4 separate regions of the Homo sapiens genome follow, and all the other regions are linked to region 2. A link is a contact called in ENCODE Hi-C or POLR2A ChIA-PET data. All regions are on one chromosome and are shown on one strand. The core of a region is the stretch at or near the end of the contact, and the rest is flanking DNA. Distances in the headings are between cores, read along the strand shown.

What was found. Hi-C counts contacts between places; a loop is a spot of excess contacts on that map. ChIA-PET counts read pairs that join two places held with the same protein, here RNA polymerase II (POLR2A). Pooled maps may share reads with other maps.
Region 1: a pooled map shows a loop between it and region 2 (2.8-fold over the local background). The contact joins the promoter of TICAM1 here to the promoter of UBXN6 in region 2. A Hi-C loop is called at or near these places in 1 of 50 pooled maps. POLR2A ChIA-PET finds 5 or more read pairs at or near these places in 2 of 52 experiments (CD4-positive, alpha-beta T cell and activated CD4-positive, alpha-beta memory T cell).
Region 3: a map of CD4-positive, alpha-beta T cell shows a loop between it and region 2 (4-fold over the local background). The contact joins the promoter of SIRT6 here to the promoter of UBXN6 in region 2. A Hi-C loop is called at or near these places in 1 of 168 maps with a recorded cell type or tissue (CD4-positive, alpha-beta T cell), 2 of 37 single-sample maps with no recorded cell type and 11 of 50 pooled maps. POLR2A ChIA-PET finds 5 or more read pairs at or near these places in 1 of 52 experiments (naive thymus-derived CD8-positive, alpha-beta T cell).
Region 4: POLR2A ChIA-PET joins it to region 2 with 12 read pairs in activated naive CD4-positive, alpha-beta T cell. The contact joins the enhancer-like site here to the promoter of UBXN6 in region 2. POLR2A ChIA-PET finds 5 or more read pairs at or near these places in 3 of 52 experiments (CD8-positive, alpha-beta memory T cell and activated naive CD4-positive, alpha-beta T cell).

Annotation. Positions count from the first base shown.
Region 1 is chr19:4,830,443-4,833,142 of GRCh38, reverse strand. TICAM1 (TIR domain containing adaptor molecule 1) reads left to right here and starts at 1,431. Exons shown (of 2, transcript NM_182919.4): 1 at 1,431-1,529. RefSeq lists silencers at 1,295-1,584, 1,595-1,714.
Region 2 is chr19:4,456,513-4,459,212 of GRCh38, reverse strand. It overlaps UBXN6 (UBX domain protein 6), which reads left to right and starts at 1,419. Exons shown (of 11, transcript NM_025241.3): 1 at 1,419-1,598. The coding sequence starts at 1,516. RefSeq lists an enhancer at 1,158-1,357 and silencers at 1,468-1,517, 1,548-1,617.
Region 3 is chr19:4,181,313-4,184,012 of GRCh38, reverse strand. It overlaps SIRT6 (sirtuin 6), which reads left to right and starts at 1,450. Exons shown (of 8, transcript NM_016539.4): 1 at 1,450-1,539. The coding sequence starts at 1,474. It overlaps ANKRD24 (ankyrin repeat domain 24), which reads right to left and starts at 1,324. Exons shown (of 22, transcript NM_001393985.1): 1 at 1,273-1,324. RefSeq lists enhancers at 1,267-1,316, 1,387-1,476.
Region 4 is chr19:4,088,152-4,090,851 of GRCh38, reverse strand. It overlaps MAP2K2 (mitogen-activated protein kinase kinase 2), which reads left to right. Exons shown (of 11, transcript NM_030662.4): 11 at 144-531. The coding sequence ends at 254. Among named protein-coding and RNA genes, the nearest start is that of ZBTB7A, 23 kb to the right of the region's middle. RefSeq lists enhancers at 907-986, 342-1,118, 1,397-1,566. Within about 2 kb of position 1,276, at least 17 of the 41 ENCODE cell types and tissues checked have a DNase peak (open chromatin) inside an H3K27ac peak, as active enhancers do.

The sequences.
Region 1 (2,700 bases), core at 182-2,681, 370 kb before region 2:
ACTTCAGCCTGGGGTCCCTGAGCCTCTTAGGGGTGTTCAGGGTGTCTGTGAATTCTGATGGAGGAAAAAAATTTCACATCTTTATTTTCACTGACTCTAACTGATAATTACCATTCCCTCAATTATTAATGAAGACAACCACAGGACCTGGGACTTTGTCCGTTTGTCCCTAATAAAAACCACAGATACTTTCAGATTGCATTGCAACCAGAAACACATCTGACACTTGTCACCACGGCAAAATCACTGTGATTATTAGATCTTATTTAATGTGGTGATAAAAATAATATAGGCCAGGTGCGGTGGCTCACACCTGTAATCCTAGCACTTTGAGAGGCCGAGGCGGGAGGATTGCTTGAGCCTGGAAGTTTGAAAGCAGCCTGGGTAATATAGGGAGACCCCGTTTCAAATAATAATAATTATTATAATCATAAAATTAGGCCGGGCGCAGCGGCTCACGCCTGTAATCCCAGCACTTTGGGAGGCCGAGGCGGGCAGATCACCTGAGGTCAAGAGTTCGAGACCAGCCTGGCCAACATGGTGAAACCCCATCTCAACTAAAAATACAAAAATTAGCCAGGTGTGGTGGCACGTGCCTGTAATCCCAGCTACTCAGGAGGCTGAGGCAGGAGAATCGCTTGAACCCATGAGGTGGAGGTTGCAGTGAGCCGAGGTCGCACTACCGCACTCCAGCCTAGGCCACAGAGTAAGACTCCAACTAAAAAAAAAAAAAAAAAAAAGGGAGGCCGGACACGGTGGCTCACACCTGTAATCCCAGCACTTTGGGAGGCCAAGGCAGGTGGATCACCTGAAGTTGGGAGTTCGAGACCACGCTGACCAAGGTGGAGAAACTCCATCTCTACTAAAAATACAAAATTAGCCAGGTGTGGTGGCACATGCCTGTAATCCCAGTTACTCAGGAAGCTGAGGCAGTAGAATTGCTTGGACCCGGGAGGCGGAGGTTGCAGTGAGCTGAGATTGCGCCATTGCACTCCAGCCTGGGCAACAAGAGCGAAACTCCGTCTCGGAAAATAAATAAAAAAATAAATAAACAAACAAACAAATAAAATAAGAGAAATAAAATAAAAACAGCTGCTACATTTATTTCCTGGAAAGCACCTATCACTAACGGAGATGATCCCACTTTACAATTGTGATTACTTTCTCATCTGGGACCCCCGCCCAGATGACTGTGGGCTCCCCGAGAGCAGATGCGAGTTCTTCTGGCCCCCTGCAGACAGTAGGTGCTCACACTTGCTGAACGTGACCGCAAGGGTTGGGAAGAGAGCGCATGGGTGCGGGGCGACCCGGGGACTTTCCCGGTGCTGCGGGGCAGGACTCCGAAACCGTGACCTCACGTCCCACACCCACCCGGGACGCGGAAGGGGCGGCGCGCTTCCTTCCCAGGGCGCGGGCCGCGGGGTGGAGCCAGCGCCCTCAGCGCGCTACGGTCCGCGGGCAACTCCGCAGAAGCCCCAGCCCCCAGGACCCCAGGACCCAGTGGCGCAGCCGGCAGCCCCGGATCCCTGGTAGGTGGGGAAGGGGCGAGGACGGGCCTGAGGTGGAGAAGGTGTCGGGGGTGTGGGGGGTGGCCCTGAGCCCGTGCCGCTCGCCAGGGCTCCAGGCCACCTGGCCTCCCTCTTAGGGCCCCGGTGCGGAGGAGGGGGCCTGGCGCCGCGCGTTGGGAGGTTGACGTTCCCCTCAACCTCCAGCTCCCCGCGCTGGTGGCCCAGATCCTCCCCCACTGTCGGGATCCTCCCCAGCACCCTGGCTTCCTCCCCGACAGCCTGACCCCTCCCCCAAACCCCAGATTCCTCCCGGACACCCCAGATTCCTCCCCAACACCCAGGATTCCTACCTGAAACCCCATATTCCTTCTCACCCCAAATTCCTGACACCCAAGCTTCCTACCTCACACCCCATATTTCTCTCAACGCCCTGAATTTCTCCCTGACACCCAAGGTCCCTCCCTGATACCCCAAATTCCTCCGTGACACCCAGGACCCCTCTCTGACACCCTGGATTCTTCCCCAACACCCAGGATCCCTCCCGAATACCCCAGATTCCTCCCAGACACCCCAAATTCCTCCCTGACACCCCAAACTCTTCCCTGACACCCAGGATCCCAACCTCACACCCTGTACCACCACACACCTTCTTCCTTTCTCCCCCTCCTAACGGTTATCCAGCCACATGGGCTTCCTTACTGTTCCTCCAGCTCACCAGGCGCAGTCCTGCCCCAGGGCCTTTGGGCAGGTGGCTTCACCTTCCAGAAGCTTTCCTCCCTGATCTCCACCCAGCCTCCTCCCTCAGCTCCTTTAGGTCTCAGCTCAATGTTACCTCCTGTCCCCAAAGGCCTCCCTTGACCACCGTGGTCCCCTGTAGCCCCTTCCCAGCCAGTCTCTCAGAGCCACACAGCCCCCGGCTCATGGCTTTCACGTTACTTTTCATTCTCTGAAATGATCTTGGGTTATTTTCTCGCTTACTGTTGGTCTCCCTGAACCAGACTGGGAGCTCTGTGAGGGTAGATGTGCCTGCCTTGATATGCAGTGGCACTTTGAACAGTTCCTGGACCTAGTAGGTGCTCAATAAATGCATATTCGATGCATGAAAGGCTGCATGAGAGTGTGGGAAGGAGAGTGGGAGAGGTGGTTAAAACATTTAAAAAGGACAAGGTGGGAGGATCACTTGAGCCCAGGA
Region 2 (2,700 bases), core at 170-2,669:
CAAGCGATTCTCCTGCCTCAGCCTCCCGAGTAGCTGGGATTACCGGTGCCCATAGAGACAGGCTTTCACCATGTTGGCCAGGCTGGTCTCAAACTCCTGACCTCAAGTGATCCGCCGGCCTCGGCCTCCCAAAGTGCTGGGATTAGAGGCATGAGCCACCACGTCTGACCCCCAACTCCCATTTTTTGAGGCTTGTTTTAACTGTCACTTTGTGTATCTTCTTTGTGGATTGCACAGACCAAAGTACGCCACTATTAACTGGTGTCCACCAAAGTGGATCCCCAATCCCCAGGTCCCAATTGGGTGCATTGGGTGCATCCTCTTTTTTTTTTTTTTTTTTTTTTTTTGAGACGGAGTCTCGCTCTGTCGCCCAGGCTGGAGTGCAGTGGTGAGATCTCGGCTCACTGCAAGCTCCGCCTCGCGGGTTCACGCCATTCTCCTGCCTCAGCCTCCCGAGTAGCTGTGAGTACAGACGCCTGCCACCATGCCCGGCTAATTTTTTGTATTTTTAGTAGAGACGGGGTATCACCGTGTTAGCCAGGATGGTCTCGATCTCCTGACCTTGTGATCCGCCCGCTTCGGCCTCCCAAAGTGCTGGGATTACAGGCATGAGCCACCGCGCCCGGCCCAGGTGCATCCTCTTAAACAGCTCCTACCTAGGGTACGTGGTGATGGTGGCGGGGGGGTGCTTCAGGCACCAAAACAGGCCAGATCGTGGGGGCCTCCAATACCCAACATTGAATTGGGATTTTATCACGTAAGCTCTGGGGAGACAGAGAAGGTTGGAATTTTTTTTGTTTTGCTTGAGACAGGGTCTCTCTCTGTCGCCCAGGCTGGAATGCAGTGGCTTGATCACAGCTCACTGCAGCCTCGACCTCTTGGGTTCAAGCGATCCTCCCGCCTCTGCCTCCCAAGTAGCTGAGAGGCGCGCGCCACCACCCTCGGCTAATTTATTTTATTTTATTTTTTTTTTTTTTATAGAGACGAGGTTTTGCCATGTTGCCAGGCTGGTCTCCAACTTCTGGGATCAAGCAATCCTTCCGCTTGAGCCTCCAAAGTGCTGTGATTGCAGGCGTGAGCCACCGCGCCTAGTTTAGGTTGAGCAGCGAAAGGGATAGGGCCCAGTGCTTTCTCTGCGAGGTTCAGTTGGCCTGTCCCTGTCCTATCACCGTTTGTCACCGTTTGGGGAGCGCCACGGAATGCCCTGTCTCCAATCGAGAGGTGCACTCGTCGCCCTGGCAACGGAGTCCGGAAGAACCACAGAGACGCGGCTCCAGCGTACAGAGCGGCCGCCCTGGGCCAGCAAGGCACCGAGCGCTAGAGAGGCACGTCTAGTCGATTGTCACGTGGCAGGCCAGGGGAAGGCGGGACTTCCGGCGGCGAGGTAAATTTTTTTTTTTTTTTTTTTTTTTTTTTTAATTTTCTTCCGGTGGCTGGTCTCCGGCGGCCCCGTCCCCGACTGGGCCCCGTGCCCCCCCGCCCCCGCGGCCCCCCGCCGCCGGGCCAGCCGCCACCATGAAGAAATTCTTTCAGGAGTTCAAGGCCGACATCAAGTTCAAGAGCGCGGGACCCGGTCAGAAGCTCAAAGAGTCCGTGGGGTGCGTGAGGAACGCAGGGGCTTGAGGCCCTGCGGGGCGGGGACGGCCGGGGAGAGAGATCTGGGGCCTTGGGCGGCTCGGGAGATCGGAGAGGATGAGGGGCTGGGAGCGGCACGCGAGGGTCAGGGGAGGGGGAGAGGCGCCGGGGGCGGACGAAGTCGGGCCGAGGGTGGGCGTCAGGGGGAGGGGAGAGAGATCTGGGGGCGGGGCAGGAGGGGGCGGGTATGACCCGGGGGCGCGGCGGGGGAGGCGAGGGGAGGGGAACTAGCGCAGGGGGCGGGGCGGGAGGGGAGGTCTCGGGGGCGGGGCCGCAGGAGGGTCCGATGCAGTGGCGGGGGATTAGGGCGACGGGGCTGTAGGCAGTTGGGGGTCAGTGGAACGACCTTTGGGGAAAAACGGGATCATGAGTCCTGAGCCGGGTGGTGAGGGAGAGCTCTGTCTGGGGACCCGGCTGGCCGAAGAGGCCGGGATGATTTGGGGCAATCTAGGTGACCATGGATGGGAGCTGAGCTTGGAGGAGGACGCACAGCTGTGGGGTGGGGTGGTGAAGAGTTGTTTTGAGGTATCCATGGGAAGAGGGGTTCTGGATTTGGTATCTGGAGCACGTGGGAGGCTGATGGGAGACTAGAAAGAGTCTGGAAGGCCAGGGAGGCCGGGGTGGGCAGCGTCGTCAGTGACCTGGGATGTCCTGGCGAATTGAGAGGGAGGGGCTGAGGAAGGTGTGTGAGGAGAGTGGAGGTGAGGGATTCTGACAGATGGACTCTTACCCGGGAGGGGCCTGAGAGGAGAAGACGGGTGAGACAGACGCGTCTTAGCAGGCTGGGAGAAAGAGCTTCTCTGCGAGGCTTCTCTGCCACGTCACTGTGCCAAGTGGATTATGGAAGTGGGAGAGGAGGGGAAAGGAGATAGATGCCGGGCAGGCTTCCGGATTGTCTAGGGAGGACTTGGAGAGAAGGGCCTGAGCAGGGCTGAGCCAGCTGGGAGGGCCGGGGAAGAAGTGGAGCTAGGGAAGGTGCAAGGCTGAGGGCTGTTGGGTTGAGAAAAGGGAAACTGGAGAGCTGGGGCCGCTGCAGGGAGCTGGCTGGCCAGAGGGTGGTGGGGA
Region 3 (2,700 bases), core at 201-2,700, 280 kb after region 2:
CACTTGCTGTTCCCCCCACCAGGAACATTCTTTCTGTACTTCATGTCACCCCAACCGGCTCTACCTGACTCATGCACTCTTTATTTATTTATTTATTTATTTTTGAGACGGAGTTTCATGCTTGTTGCCCAGGCTGGAGTGCAATGGCGCGATCTCCGGCTCACCGCAATCTCCGCCTCCTGGGTTCAAGCAATTCTCCTGCCTCAGCCTCCCGAGCAGCTGCGATTACAGGCCACCACACCCAGCTAATTTTGTATTTTTAGTAGAGACGGGGTTTCTCCATGTTGGTCAGGGTGGTCTCGAACTCCCAATCTCAGGTGATCCACCTGCCTTGGCCTCCCAAAGTGCTGGGATTACAGGTGTGAGCCACTGCGCCCGGCTCACTCACTTTTTAGATCTTTGCTGCAACATCCCCTCCTCCAGGAAGCCCTCCCGGATGCCCCCAGCCTGGGTCAGGTGCCTCCTGTGAGCCCCCTCACTGCCCTGTGCCCTCTGCATCACCCATTGCACCCCAACCACACCATGTCACCATTACCTGGTCACATGTTTGTGTCCACCCGCAGCCACCAGGGCATAGATGGTACCACCTTTGCTCTCCAGTGTGCCCAGTACAAAGTAGGTACTCAACACATGATTCTTAAATGAGTCCTCCAGGCCACCAGCCCCATTGACCTTGAGCAGGACCTGTCCTGCAGAATGCAGAACCTCCAGTTGGATGATACTCAGATAACTTGGCCGGACGCAGTGGCTCACGCCTGTAATCCCAGCACTTTGGGAGGCCGAGGCGGTCAGATCACCTGAGGTCAGGAGTTCGGGACCAGCCTGACCAACATGGAGAAACCCCGTCTCTACTAAAAAATACAAAAATTTGCTGGGTGTGGTGGCGGGCGCCTGTAATCCCAGCTACTAGGGAGGCTGAGGCAGGAGAATCGCTTGAACCCAAGAGGCGGAGGTTGCAGTGAACCGAGATTGCGCCACTGCACTCCAGCCTGGGCAACAGAGCGAGGCTCCGTCACACACACACACACACACACACACACACACACAAATGAGATATTCAGGTAACTCTGCGTGGCATTCAAAACCCTTAGGCTGGGGTCCCTGCTGTCCGGCTCTGTCCTTACGGAATTTACTAATCCGTAAAAGGGGTTGTGGGGACATGGATAGCCTGTGTCCCGCATTTTAGAGGTGACTGGAGAACTCTCACGTAGGCGGCCGCCCCAATTTCCCGCCCGGGTCATCGGGGAGCCCCTTCCCAAGCCCCGCAAACACCTGCATGCAAAGAGGCAGGCTTCCTTCTGACAGCAGATAACATGTCGCCTGCGGCGTCAGCAAGAGGCGCATGCGCCTTGCCGTGGGAGGCCGGGTGCGCAGGACTGGAACGCGGTTCCTCCTTCTTCCCCGCCCCGCCCCGCTTCCGGCGGAAGCGGCCTCAACAAGGGAAACTTTATTGTTCCCGTGGGGCAGTCGAGGATGTCGGTGAATTACGCGGCGGGGCTGTCGCCGTACGCGGACAAGGGCAAGTGCGGCCTCCCGGAGGTGAGCGCGTCTGAGGGTCCCGAGCATCGCGCCCCAGGGCCGCGGGCTGGGAGCGGCCGGATGGCAGGGGGGCATTGTGGGAATATCAGGGGGCACTGAGGCTAGACAATGGGAGGGACTTCCCAGTGAGGAAGGGGCGGGAAGTGACGCCCCTGCGCGCCGGGGGACGCCAACACGCCCAACTCTGTGGTCACCCTGTCGGGGCTGATCGGGGAGAGAGGGGATGTAGTTCCAGGAAGAGGGGACGACAGGCGCAAAGGGAGGTGGGAATAAACACACCTGGAGAACGATTAGGCCTGGGAGGTTTCCAGAGCCGGGCCAGGACGGGGCTCAAATGCCAGGCTGGGGAGTTGGCACTTTATCCTGAGGGTGATGGGGAAGGGTTTTGCCCTGGCGAGGGGACTGGACAGAATGTGCCAGAAAGATCCCTCCAGCCACTCAGAGGGGAAGTGGAGGGATCGGCTGCCCCCTCCACGCACTGTGGGACTTTGGGGAAGTCACTTCCCTTTTGGGTCTCCATCTCCAAACTTTCTGCAAACGAGGTGAAGATGGCCCCATTCCATAAGGCTGGCCCATGCATTCTGACTCATGCATTTAATGAGCGCTGATGGTGTGCGCCCGTCCAGAAGCCCCACTCTTCACTGCTGCTGTTAGTCACTTTATTATTATTATTATTATATTTTTGAGATGGAGTTTCTCTGTCGCCCAGGCTGGAGTGCAGTGGCGCGATCTCGGCTCACTGCAACCTCCGCCTCCTAGGTTCAAGCGATTCTCCTGCCTCAGCCTCCTGAGTAGAGTAGATGAGACTACAGGCACCTGCCACCACGCCTGGCTAATTTTTGTATTTTTAGTAGAGGCGGGGTTTCACCATGTTGGCCAGTCTGCTCTTGAACTCTTGATCTCAAGTGATCCACCCACCTTGGCTTCCCAAAGTGCTGGGATTATAGGCGTGAGCCACCATACCCGGCCTGTTAGTCACTTTATTCCACCAACATTTATAGAGCACTTACTGTAGCTCAGGCACTTTCTAGGTACTAAGGCCACAGCCAGGAGCAACACAGATTAAAAACCCCTCCTTCTAGTAAGGGAGACTGACTAGGGGTTGCATGGAAACCAGTTGGCCAAGGGAGGCATCACTGTCACTGAAGTGACATCTAAGCC
Region 4 (2,700 bases), core at 27-2,526, 370 kb after region 2:
TGCGTCTTCCTGTGGGGAAGGGAGGGTCTCCTCTGTTTTTTGCTTTCTGTCCCGTACCATCTGCCAGGGCTGGGCAGACGCTGGCCCTCCCCGTCCTACTGTGACTCCAGGCCCGGGTGCTCACGGCTCCCCTTTCCTTGCAGAACCACACCTTCATCAAGCGGTCCGAGGTGGAAGAAGTGGATTTTGCCGGCTGGTTGTGTAAAACCCTGCGGCTGAACCAGCCCGGCACACCCACGCGCACCGCCGTGTGACAGTGGCCGGGCTCCCTGCGTCCCGCTGGTGACCTGCCCACCGTCCCTGTCCATGCCCCGCCCTTCCAGCTGAGGACAGGCTGGCGCCTCCACCCACCCTCCTGCCTCACCCCTGCGGAGAGCACCGTGGCGGGGCGACAGCGCATGCAGGAACGGGGGTCTCCTCTCCTGCCCGTCCTGGCCGGGGTGCCTCTGGGGACGGGCGACGCTGCTGTGTGTGGTCTCAGAGGCTCTGCTTCCTTAGGTTACAAAACAAAACAGGGAGAGAAAAAGCAAACCGCGCCATCCTGCTTCTTTCTTCCGTTCGGCGTTGGGTGCTGGGCTTTGCTTCAGCCCAGCACGGAGAGGACATCCCTGAGCTGACCCGCATCGCCGGGCGCCGAGGCTGGAGGGCGCAGGGCCCTCCCTTAGGGAGAGCTCGCCTCTCCCTTTGGGTCAAGGGATGAAGACCTGCAGTGAGCCCCCAGGCGATGGCGGCTCTCACCAAAAGGAAGGAGAGTGAGGCTGGGGGCGGCGGCTCATGCCTGTCATTCCAGTGCTTTGGGAGCCTAAGGCGGGAGGATCGCTTGAACCCAGGGGATTGAGGCTGCAGTGAACCTCGATGGTGCCAGTGCGCTCCGGCATGGGTGACAGAGCAAGGCTACTGAAAAAAAAGAAGGGAAATGCCACCTGGTTTCCCTCTGTGTCCTCCCCGCCACCATCTCTGCCCCTGTGGAAGGCAGAGCTTCGGCCTTCCGTGATGGAAACCACTTCCTCTACACTGCTCCTGTCACGTAGCCTCCGCGGGAAGGCCGCCCCTGCCTCTTCCCCAGCGTGGCACCATCCTCTCCCTGTCCCCCCGCTTCAGGGAGTGGGGGCTCCCAGCAGTGGCAGCTGAGCTGAGACTCAGCCCCACAGAAAGGAAGCGCTGGCTTTCCAAGCTGTCGGTTTGGTTGGAAACCCCAGCAGGTCCCGAGACACGCCCTGCACTCCCCCTGCGTCCGCAGCAGGCCCAGCCCAGGGCGGGTGGTTCTGTCACCTCTCCTCGCCCAACAAATCAGAAGTGACCACCAGGGCATGTGACACTTTCGGGCCTTTGAACTGTTCCGCCGCAGTGGGCTGCAGATGAAACGGTGAGGGCTTGTCCTGGGGTCTTCGGGGTTCCCGGAGGCCCATCGCCTGCTTCTCCGGTTGTCCGAGATCCAAAGCCCAGCCTTTCTACCTTCGGGACTGTGTGCTCGGATAGAGGAGGCCACCTCTGGGCTAGGTGTGGTGGGCAGCTGGGCTGTTCTAGGGTCCCTCTGAGCTCTCTAAAGCTCTTGAGGCTGTGAGCCTCCCCCTTCAGTACTTCCTGGAGACTACCAGCAAGCTGATATTATCTGCGGGCGAATTGTAGGGGAAGGGTGGCTGGCAACTGTGTTTCTGGAGGAAACAAAGCAGAAGGTGGGGGCTTGTGGTTCTGTGGGAACTGCTGGATTGTCCTTTTCTTCTTAGGGTGACCCTTCTAGTCTTGTGTGGCTTTTTTTTTTTTTTTTTTTCTGCAGACACCAAAGAAGAGATGAGTTGACACCTCCTGCAAACAGCTCCCCAGGCTGCTCTCCTTTATGTTTTGCCCTAAAGTCTCACATGACTTAAAAAAAAAAAAAAAAAAGCCAGGCTTGGTGGCTTACACCTGTAATCTAAACACTTCGGGAGTCCGAGGCAAGAAGATCACTTGAGCCCAGGAGTTCAAGACCAGCCCGAGCAACATAGTAAAACCCTATCTCTACAAAAAAAAAAAAAAAAAAAAAAAAAAATTGGCCGGGCATGGTAGTGCACAACTGTAGTCCCAGCTACTCAGGAGGCTGAGGCAGGAGAATCACCTGAGCCTGGGGAGGTGGAGGTTGCAGTGAGCCAAGATCTCACCATCACACTCCAGCCTGGGCGACGGAGTGTGGCCCCAAAAAATAAAAAATAGGAGAAAAAAAAAAGTGTTGAAGGTGCCGCCCTGTGGGTAACCAGGACCCTCAGGATTGCCGGGAGGGCCGGGGGGAATGTGTTGGCTGCCTGTGCTCCAAACCGGCGGGACCTCGGCCGGTCCTGGAAACCCCAGGGTCCCGGCCACCCCCTGCCATTGGCAAGGAATGAAAGGACACGGAGTCCCAGGGGAGCAGGGGCAGTCTGGGCTAGGTGGGGATGGACCCCGCGCCAGGATCCCTGCGGTGTGCGCAGCCATCCTGCAGCTTCATTGGAGCCCCACGGCACCCCAGAGGGAAGGACGGGAGAGAAGCCGTGGTCTTGCCTATCTTCCCTGCCTCGCTTCAGGGTCAGACTTCTAGAAACTACTTTGTAGATGTGGCAAGAGTGCGTCCACCCTGGCGGTTTCTAGATCTCTCAACTCCTGCTCCCCCAAGAAACCTCCCAGACCCAGCCGCCGCCTCATCCGAGATCCCCCTCCTGCCTGCTGTCCTTTGGACTCGTTGCCTCA